Regions from separate parts of the Mus musculus genome. Here region 2 is linked to region 1. A link is a loop called in an ENCODE intact Hi-C map of the cell type or tissue named here. Cell type or tissue: left cerebral cortex. All regions are shown on one strand. Links, peaks and the distances in the headings refer to the core of each region. The heading gives the core; the rest is flanking DNA.

The links. Peaks named below come from ENCODE experiments on the same cell type or tissue, not always from the same donor. Only the 100,000 strongest peaks of a DNase experiment are listed, where the experiment ranks them.
Region 2: it touches region 1 in a loop (2.3-fold over the local background); 2 of 42 quality-filtered maps call a loop at or near these places.

Annotation. Positions count from the first base shown.
Region 1 is chr15:10,458,379-10,463,670 of GRCm38, reverse strand. Dnajc21 (DnaJ heat shock protein family (Hsp40) member C21) reads left to right here. Exons shown (of 12, transcript NM_030046.2): 3 at 1,325-1,448; 4 at 1,673-1,795; 5 at 2,247-2,551; 6 at 3,565-3,716. Among named protein-coding and RNA genes, the nearest start is that of Dnajc21, 9.5 kb to the left of the region's middle. In left cerebral cortex, for the core only: no CTCF peak of the experiment used is centred there; a DNase peak (open chromatin) is centred at 2,482; H3K27ac peaks cover 1,188 bases.
Region 2 is chr15:10,408,783-10,414,074 of GRCm38, reverse strand. It overlaps Agxt2 (alanine-glyoxylate aminotransferase 2), which reads right to left. Exons shown (of 14, transcript NM_001310735.1): 14 at 3,922-4,625. The coding sequence ends at 4,518. Among named protein-coding and RNA genes, the nearest start is that of Gm52213, 11 kb to the left of the region's middle. In left cerebral cortex, for the core only: no CTCF peak of the experiment used is centred there; a DNase peak (open chromatin) is centred at 2,990; H3K27ac peaks cover 2,500 bases.

The DNA.
Region 1 (5,292 bases), core at 415-4,414:
CTGTTACACAGCTCTAACTTAGATGCTGCAAGTGCTTTCTCTCTCGCTGAGCGGGTTCCTTTAGTGTATGTATGAAGAGTTCATTGTAACATAGGAAGGAAGTTTGGGTTTTGTAGTAATTCTTGTTTTAATTATTTTAATGTAAGAATTATACATTTCTATAGAGCACTTGAATAAATTCTACTGTGCAAATAGGTCCTTTTAACAAAGATGAGCTCCTAATACAGTTTAATTTTGTAACAAGAATCTGTATGTTTGAGGTTCTGAATTTTCGGCGTCTAGGTCCTGTTGCAGATGAATAGGTTTTGGACTCAGACTTAATAGTGAAAAATGCTGCTCCTAACAAGGTTCTGCCCTGAAAGTCATCTGCTTAGACTCTGGACAGCTTACTGATTCTCAAAAGAGAAAGGTTTAAAAGCAAGTTGTATACGAATTCTCTTAAACCTCCTAGAAGAGCTTAAACTTTTCTCTGACCAAGCATTTTGAAATTGTGAACTAAAGCCAGATGTGCCTCTTGTCTTTGCATGTGGCCCCTGTCCTCAAGAGTCACCTGGGCTACCTAGGGGGAGTTTCAAGCCACCTTGGGCTATATAGGGAGATCCTCTCTCCAAAAACCAAACAAAACCATTTTCCTTCCTTTACAGTGTTGGTATCCCATGTGGCTTCTTTTTACTTAGTCCTCCTCTCAGTCTTAGATTGTCTCATTTCCCCTTAAAGCTCCCGCCTGCTTGTTTCCCTGTTGCCTGGTACTTGTTACCATTTTGAGGTGAGGAGCCCATCCTTTGAAGTAGGAGTGACCTGACTTTGAATTCTGGTCTTGCTTCTTACAGACTCTATGATGATGAGCAACCAGTATTATCAAGCAAGGATGATAATAAATACTATTACAGACTTTTTATGAAGAACAAATTGTAGTGTCGGTGTGGGTGTGTCTCCTAGCTGTAGTTTATATAAATACAAATAAGTTTTTCCGGTAACTGATGGTAAATTCCATCTTTATGGACGATATTATGTTCAATACTGTACCACTTAGTAGTTCTCTTTCCTATGGATTTCAGCTTCCTGTTGAGGAAGTCTAGATTTCCTAGTTGATAGGGGCTACTATTATATATGGTATGAGAAATTGCAGGCATGATTTTAATCTCCAGTTCCTGAAAGACTTCCTGGTTTTTAAATTGTCAGCTTTCTTTAAAACCTTGAGGCTATGAGTTGCATGTGTGAGACATACTGCACTGTTGTGTCAGCTGATTGAGGAAGACAGGTCCAGTGTGACATTTTATATAATTGCATTTAATTGAGTCCCTTTCACTTCTGAATTTTTTAGGTACGATAACCACCGAGAGGCCTTACTTAAAGGAGGGCTCGATGGGGAATATCAAGATGACAGCTTAGATCTGCTTCATTATTTCACGGTTACCTGTTATTCTGGTTATGGGGACGATGAAAGGGTAAGATAGGAAAACTTCTACTTTCTCCTCAAGTGGTTAAGTACAACTCAAATGTGGGGCTGTCCTAAAATTGTATACAAAGTGAATGCACGTCTGTTTAAGCTGTGGGCACGTGTGGGTGAAGGGCACTCGAGGTAGTGAGAGCTGGCCCTTGTACTGCCTCAGCACTAAAGCCTGTTTTCTGTGGTTCACTGAGTTTCTGGCTTGGCTTTATTTTGTTTTAGGGGTTCTATGCAGTGTATCGTGTTGTCTTTGAGCTGATTGCAAAAGAAGAACTGGAGTGTATGTCAGAGGGAGATGTTGAGGATTTTCCAACCTTCGGCGACTCCCAGAGCGACTATGACACGGTGAAAGAAAAACTACCTTGCATCTCACTCTCCCGGGCTCTCTCCTGGGGTTTTCTAGATGTACAAGAAACCATCTTTTGTCTCCTGAGCTGGGTTTCACCCTCATTTTTGCCGGAGCTTGTACTGACTCTTGACTTGTTCTCTCTGTGGTTGTAGTAGTCTCTTTCTACAGTCTTTCTAGCCAGCGAGACTATTTTTCTTTTCTGAATCTGCCTAGGAGAATGAGTGTCTTTAAGAGAACTAACTGCCTTCTTGTCCAGTGATTGACGTTAGTGTCTGAGGGTCTAGAGTTGTGCTTTAGTGGTAGAACATTCACAGAGGCCCTGGGTTCAATTCCCAGCACTGCAAAAGCTAAAGAAACACACAACAGAAGGAATCTTAGATACATGAAAAGAAAGCTAGAAGATATTTTATTCCTTAATATTTTCTGCCTTTTTTTCTTTGACACTAGGTGGTCCACCCTTTCTACGCTCACTGGCAGAGTTTCTGCACACAAAAGAATTTTTCCTGGAAGGAAGAGTATGATACCCGGCAAGCCTCGAACCGCTGGGAAAAACGAGCCATGGAAAAAGAAAACAAAAAAATTCGAGACAGAGCAAGGAAAGAGAAAAATGAACTGGTGCGCCAGCTGGTAGCCTTCATTCGTAAACGAGATAAGAGAGTGCAGGCCCATCGGAAGCTTGTGGAGGAGCAGAACGCAGAGAAGGCGAGGAAGGCAGAGGAGATGAGGAGGCAGCAGAAGCTGAAGCAAGCCAAGTATGCAATCTGGAACTAGCTCCTCTCTGCTGATGTGGGTCTGTGTGGATGTCAGTAGGGTGGCCAGCATGGTAGAGTGTGTCCAAAGGGAGCCAGCACGAAGCTTCCATGTTAAGTTTGGTTATTATCCTGGCTTATAGTTTTTCTTTTTAAAAATCTGTGAATTCTAGCCTTGTTTCTCTACCTACATGTAACATCGAGGTTCTGTATGCATCCTTCCTTCAGAGCCTTTATCCTTGATCCTCTACTGCAGTGTGTTAGCAGCCGGTGCTGATGGAGTTCTTACTCTGGTGGACGTCTGTTCACATGCTTTTCTGCTTTCTCTTATAAGGAAATGAGGCCTGTAGCAGGCAGGTCGCACCGCACCTAGGAATGGAGTTTAAGAACTTTAACACAGAGCCCTGCTCTTTAAAAAAAAATATTTTGCCGGGTGTGGTGGCGCACGCCTTTGATCCCAGCACTTGGGAGGCAGAAGCAGGTGGATTTCTAAGTTCGAGGCCAGCTTGGTCTACAGAGCGAGTTTCAGGACAGCCAGGGCTACGCAGAGAAACCCTGTCTCAAAAAACCAAACCAAAACAAACCAAAACAAACCAAAACAAACCATCATTTTGTATGTGTGGGATACTTGTGTGGAGAGGGCAGCTTCCATGGACCAGTTCTTTCCTTCAGATGTGGGCTTCAGATTCTCAGGCCTGATAGCAAGTTTTTTTCCTGCTGAGCCATCTACCAACCTGCAGAGCCCTGCTATAGCTACTATGCAGTATCTTGTACTGCTCTTGGTACTTAACACTTAAAGTCACCTGAAGACTTTGCAGTCAAAGCTGCTGAAAGTTGTATTTCAAGTTCTATTACTTAGAACAGTTAAAACCAACTCAGTGCCAGTGACTTTGCACCAGTTGTAGCTGAGGATGGGTGATTGGTTTCCTCCCATTGGCAGCATCAGGGGCGTTCTCAATAGGGTTGGTTTTAGAGCTGTGCTTTCCAGTGGGATTGAGACTCTGCTGTGTGTCTAGGCTGGCAGAGCAGTACAGAGAGCAGAGCTGGATGACCATGGCCAATTTGGAGAAGGAGCTCCAGGAGATGGAAGCAAGGTACGAGAAGGAGTTTGGAGATGGATCAGATGAAAACGAAGTGGAGGATCAGGAGCCCAGAAACGGATTGGATGGTAATGTTTCTTGCTAGATTAAGTAAATTTGGACAATAAATCTTACTGTGTGTACTTAGATGCCCGCAGTGTGGCTCAAGAGTAAGAAACTAGAGAACAGAAGAGGAGATGAAAATCCAGAGAGCATCTGACTTGTACTTCACCGTACATGGCCACAGTCCTGTTTTCTAGACTGAACTAGAAATTGGGAGTTCTAATGGGCAATCAAAGAACATTTTGTTAAGCATTTTGTTTGCTGTTTGTTTTTCCAGATAGGTTTTTCTTGTATAGCCCTGGCTGTCCTGGAACTAGGTCCTCAGACCAGTTGGCCTCAGACTCAGGGATCTGCCTGTTTCTGCCTCTGGAGTCCTGGGATTAGAGGCGTGCACCGCCATGTCCTGCACACCTTAATATCTCTTTTAAGACAGTAGTTGTTGGGGGCTGGCAAGATGGCTCAGTGGGTAAGAGCACTGACTGCTCTTCTGAAGGTCCTGAGTTCAAATCCCAGCACCCACATGGTGGCTCACCACCACCCGTAATGAGATCTGATGCCCTCTTTTGGTACGACTGAAGTCAGCTACAGTGTACTTATGTATAATAAATAAATCTTAAAAAAAAAAAAAGACAGTAGTTGTTGCATAGGAGTGAGTGTGTCATATGTGCCATTCCTCCCACTTAGGGCTTCCGGAAGGTGCTTTACCTACATTGTCAGAGTGCAGACACTGAGTGTGTATGTGTTTAACACGTTAGGTTGAGGCCTTTGAGAACTGCTGACCAGGCCGGGCGTGGTGGCACACGCCTTTAATCCCAGCACTTGGGAGGCAGAGGCAGGCGGATTTCTGAGTTCGAGGCCAGCCTGGTCTACAGAGTGAGCTCCAGGACAGCCTGGGATACAGAGAACTGCTGACCAGTAATCCCGATTTTCTCATGATTACTAGCTCTTCCACCCACAACACTGATCTGAATAGAGTTCCTACTTCTACTTATTTATAAACTGTAGATTTTCTGACAAGTAACTCAGATGACATCTTTTTTTCCAAAATGGTTTGAGTATAAATGGTTTATTAATGAGTCAAGTAGTATGTACTTTGAAAAGTATACAGCACTGTATAAATGTGAAATGATCTAATTTAATTACATTTCTATAATTTATGAAGTCCTTTTACATACAAGACTTTGCTTGGTCTTCAGAAAATATTCCTTAAGTGGAAATTTTACTAATGGAATTCTCTTCATTTAACTGGTGAGAAGAGTAGGAGTCTAATGTTGTGGGCTATGTCTGAGACACATGAGTACTTTTTAAAAGTCCAGATTTTTCTTTTTCTTTCTTTTTTTCTTTTTCTTTTTTTTTCTTTTTTTTTTTTTTTTTTTTTTTTTTGGTTTTTCGAGACAGGGTTTCTCTTTGTAGTCCTGGCTATCCTGAAACTCACTTTGTAGACCAGGCTGACCTCAAACTCAGAAATCCGCCTGCCTCTGCCTCCCAAGTGCTGGAATTAAAGGTGTGTGCCACTATGCCCGCTCTTTTTCTTTTTTAAAATTTTACTTTTTTACAGTCTAGTCTTGCTCCCCGCCCTCCCACAGTTCATTGTCCCATTCT
Region 2 (5,292 bases), core at 602-4,601, 50 kb after region 1:
AAAACAGTTGCTAACATTTTGGCATTGTATTCTAATTACATAATTAAGTATGAATTTGTTCCAGGTGTGGAAAGAAGTTTACTTGAGCTAAGTATTCATTCATTGTCTCCCCTTGAGGCTGTTTTAGTAGGAAGGAAAAAACAAACTTGCCAAGAATGTAGGCTCCTTGTCTTATGCAAGCTGGCTTATAGCCCACCTCCTGTGGGTAGAGCAGAAAATGGAAGGGAGAAAGATGGTGGTGTTAAGCGCCTGCCCACGACTCCAAATGGAACAAAGAAGGATGCCTTCCTGTTTAGAAGCCAGGAAAAGGCTATCCGGTGTCCCAATGCGCCAAATCATGCCCTTTCTACCTTCAGTTCTGTGATTCATGTTCATCTCTTTTCAAGAGTTACCGTCTCTCCTGGTCGTCTGGGAGTTGGGTAGAGCCATGCACCTTGGAAAGTGCAGAGATGGAGCTCAGCATCTCCCTACCTTTTGGAATTTTATTGTTGGCTTTTCGTCAGGATTCGAATGTTTCCTCTTCAGTGTGGCAGTGTTGGGAGGCCCAATGACAGATGTTGGATCATGAGGGTGAGACCCATGTAAAGAGATAACTTCTTTTATCTTATAAGTCCATTTTCTTGCCAGGCTTGAATAGTTAATTACTGCCCATGCATTTGTGACAAGGCAGGTTTGCCTCATCTCTTTTTCCTTTTGTACACACCACTTGTCTCCTTGCTCTACTGTGATCTGAAGCTGGCTTCATCACATGGCCTTGTGCTTTCAGCCTCAAATAGACCCCTTTTCTTTATAAATTATCTAGTTTCAAGTGCTCTAACAAAACAAAACAACAGAAAACCAGAGGCTACTGTAAGATGACTCCTCATTAGTGGACGTGGGAGATGAGCAGATTATACTGTGAGGTATATACATGTGAGGTATATACATGTGAGGTATATACATGTGAGGTATATACATGTGAGGTATATACATGTGAGGTATATACATGTGAGGTATATACATGTGAGGTATATACATGTGAGGTATATACATGTGAGGTATATACACGGCCCTGTAGGATTGAGAATGCACTCAGTTTTATTTCAGTGATTTGATCCCTCAGCTCCTCCTCCCAGAAAATGGAAGGGAGAAAAATCATGGATACTGTATATTATTCTGCAATCCCTAGGGACTACACCCTGAGTAAAAACAAAACAAAACAAAACAAAACAAAACAAAACAAAAAGGCTTTGTTTTTTATTACTGTTCTTGGCCTTAAATTGAATTCTGTTGTTTTATTTTTGTATTCTACTAAATACCTAAATGGCTGCTATACATTTTCTTTTCATTTGGAAAAGCACCGTTGGGAACAGGAAGGTTTTGAGGAATCAGTAAGAAACATTACTTTCTTGTCTGAAGTCTCTGACCCCATATTTTCCATTGAAAAAAGAAGAGAGGAAGAATATTCTTATGAACACAGATACCAAGTCAAGGTGCATAGTACAGTAAGAATGATGGAAATGTAGCAACCAGATGGCTTTGTGAAAAGTGTGTGGAAAGCCAAGTAGCAGGAGTTTGAACAACAGGAAGCTCTTGAGTGAGGGCCTTTGCTTTTCCTATGGAGAATAGACAGGAAAGGGTTTGGAAGTTTCAGCTAATCCCTCTAGCTGCACAGAGATTTGTCTCAGACACTACCAGTGATGCCCAACAACATTGAAAGATGAAAGACATGGCCTCTGCAGCTTCCAAAGGAAGAGCAAAGACCACTAGCCCACAACAACCAGCTCTACCAGAAAAGAGGTAGATTAAGTTGTTTAGCAAATATGATTGCCCAAATTAAGGCATTTTTGATATAAATAGGTTAGGTTGAAAATGTTATAATAGAGAAAGTATGATGAAATCTAATCAAACAAAAATCTAAAGTATAACTTGGAGAAAAAAATATCAAACACCAAGATTATAAACCTGAGACAAAGGGTTTATAATCAATAAATATGATTGAACATAAGGGAGGAATTTACATTTATAATATTCTCATGGCTTCCAAGCAAATGTATCCAGAAAACTGTGATCTTGGAGTTGGAGCTCAGAGAAAATCTGGGGATTTAAAAGTCATTGGTTTTGTTAGAGCACGTCAGTGTTTCAGAGGTGGATATGTTGCTTACAGACAGAGAACACAACATGACAGAAGAACAACTCAGGACTTCATCAAGTTGAAGTCGTTCTAGGAAAGAGACTGAGAAAGTCCTCTGAGGCAGAAGACCACATTTCAGAAGCCAAGAAGGATATGCAAGAAAGAGGAATTACTTAGGATAAACAAGCAGCAAAGGAGGCAGGATTGTCCATAAGGAGATCATCTGTGTGGTCCTTCACCTCCGTTCCCCAGATAGGGATTCTCCATGTAGGCCCGATGTCCTGGACCTCTTTCTATAGAGCAAGCTAGCTGGCCTCTAACTCACAGAGATGCACCAGTCTCTGCCTCCTGAGTGCTGGCATTAAAGGCATGTGCCCCCACCACTATCCAGCCTGTATGATGAGTGGGACTGGGACCCTGGTGGCTGGGCTGGGCTGGGAGGCAAGAAAACAAAGGGAACAAAGAAACTTCCTGGTGAAATGGTAGTTATGAAGGAAAGAAGGAAGACATCATTGGAAGGAAGGATTGTCTCTTGCAGGATTCATCAGTTTTCTGAGTTTTATATCACCGAATCCACTCCTAAGACAAGTACAAGAGGTAACAATGGCAAGTTAATACATTTAGCTAGCAAGAAGCTAGGGCTTAGAAAGGCTAAAATATTTGTTCAAGGTCATTTATAGCAAATTAAGCAGGAGAACCAAGTAGAGAATGGAAGGGCTGCTCTTAATTCAAAGGTCTTTCCATGGTGCCAAATTGAACATTTCTGGTAGCTGCTCTTCTAGGATCCTGGAGAGCATGGCATCCCACACTGAGGGAATTTGATTTGTCTGAGGGACACTGGGGAGAAGGTGGGAGGCTTTGCACAGGGAGTGCTATGTTTAAGTCAATCCCGGATGGAAACAAATCTGGTGGCAAGCTGTAGGATGTGTTAAAAAAGACATCACAGAAGGATAAGACAATCAGGACATGGCTTCAAGCTGGGGCATAGTTTTAAATAAATATATATATCTAATCACATGATTAAGTTAACTCTTCAGTTGCTTTTGGCTTTTGTTCCATAGAAGGTCTCGGTCAGTTTGCTAGTATTATTTTTAATAGGCTTTGTATATGCTAATGTTTTTAAAAAAGAATTCTTAAGCCAAACACATTTGTAAAACTATCTTCTGGGAACAGGATTTTAAAATTATTAATTTGGCTGGGTGTGTACAAGTGAGTGAGAGTGCCAGAGGTCAACCTGGGATGTCATTCCTCAGGGCTAGTCACCTTATTTTTTTAGGACAGGCCCTCTCGCTGTTCTGGGATTTGGTAATTGGGCTAGGTTGGCTGGCAAGTGAGGCCGAGGAATCCCCCAGTCTCAATCTATTCAGTGGTGGAACACAGGTGTCTACTACCATATGTGGGCAATCCAGCAGAAGTCACAAGTCACTGTATTTGTGAGACAAACATTTTACAGACTGTCCCCAACCTTGTTTGATCTATTTTTATGGATTCTCTGTAAGTAGTATATTTTTTCATTTATGGTAATTATATGAAGGTTACTGTTAAATACATTTCAGTGAGTATGTCAAATTAAAGAATATTGCCAGATCTTAGATACAGGTCAGGTAACACCTATATCAAAGAATATTTACGATTATACATAATAATGGCTAGAATTTTGGAAATTTTGTATGCATCTGCCATAGTAGAAGAAAAGGTTTCAATGAAGATGAGATGATGCTGACCACACTAGAAAAAAAAAAAAGATATTTTCTGCATTGTTTCCCAAATGCCTTGGGCTGCAATAACGGAAAATATTAAAAGTTGTAAGCATCACCATGAATTTATTATTTCATAAATCAAGAAACCCTGAGGTAGGGTGGCTCCAGGATTCATGGTCAGTGACTCATTGACATTACCAACCACTCAGCTTCCGACCACTTTCCAGATGTAGCATAGTGACTAGGCTTTATCTTCATGGCTTCCAGATGCCTGGTGTGAAGTGAGAAACCCCATCATTTTCCACACAATTTCCAGTGTGACAAGAGGCATTTGAGCTGAAGCCTGAAGAAATGTTTCTTCAGAGGTAGTGGCACAGAAAGAGTTTCCTTCACGACTCATGGGAGACACATATACTGTGTATTCAAACCAGTTGATATAATGGGAAATAACATTAGCCCAGACTAATCTACACAAACTGAGACTTACTCTGTGAGCCAGTGATAGATACTTCCCCTGAAGGATGGAATTCTCAGGAGAATGGGGGCTCCGTTGACAAATACGGTCAGTAGATAGATAGTCGGTCATGTCTTTTACAATTACTACAGAGGGCTGCAGTTTTTTAATCTAATGCTTGTGGTTTTTCAACATTCCTCAAGTTCATCTCTGTACACAGGTGAGACGTTCTTTAGGCTCATGGCTTTTCTTACTTAGCTCTTCTCTCCATGTGTTGAATTAAGGCAGCTCGAAATACTTCATATGCAAAATCTACTTCCATCTTCGTGACACACATCGGGGGCACAATTCGAAAAGTCTGAGGGGACAGAGGAAAACAGAGTTCAAATCATCAGAGAATCAAATGTGACTTCCAGGAAATGGGCTAAACCAGGAATCCCAAAACATGTTTTCACCATATTGCTGACATTTCACTCACTAGATTGGGCTCTGCCTTCTCCCTCCCAGGATCTTTCACCTTCTCCACACAAATTCTTATATCATCTTGCTTTGAATTTTTCTTTTCTTTTTTTTTTTAAATTAAATTTATTTATTTATTCATCCACGTTACAACCCAATACAGCCCTTCCTTTCTTCTGAGTACCCCCTCATATACGTCCTTCCCCTATTCCCCTTAGAAGGGGAACCCCCATCTGGGTGTCAACTTCCACCCTACCCCCAACCCCAACTCCACCCACATCCACACCCACACACACACCCCACACATCAAGTTGCTGCAGGACTAGGCATACCCTCTCTCACTGAAACCAGACAAGGCTGTCTATTTAGGGGTGCTAGCTCCACAGGCAGGCAGGTAGGTAGACAGTCCCTGCACCAGTTGTTTGGGGGACCCACATGAAGACCAAGCTGCTCATCTTCTACCTATGTGAAGAGGACCTATGACCAGCCTGTGCTCGCTCTTTGGTTGGTAGTTCAGTCTCTGGGATTCCCCAATGGTTCAGGTTAGTTGACTCTGCTGGTTTTCC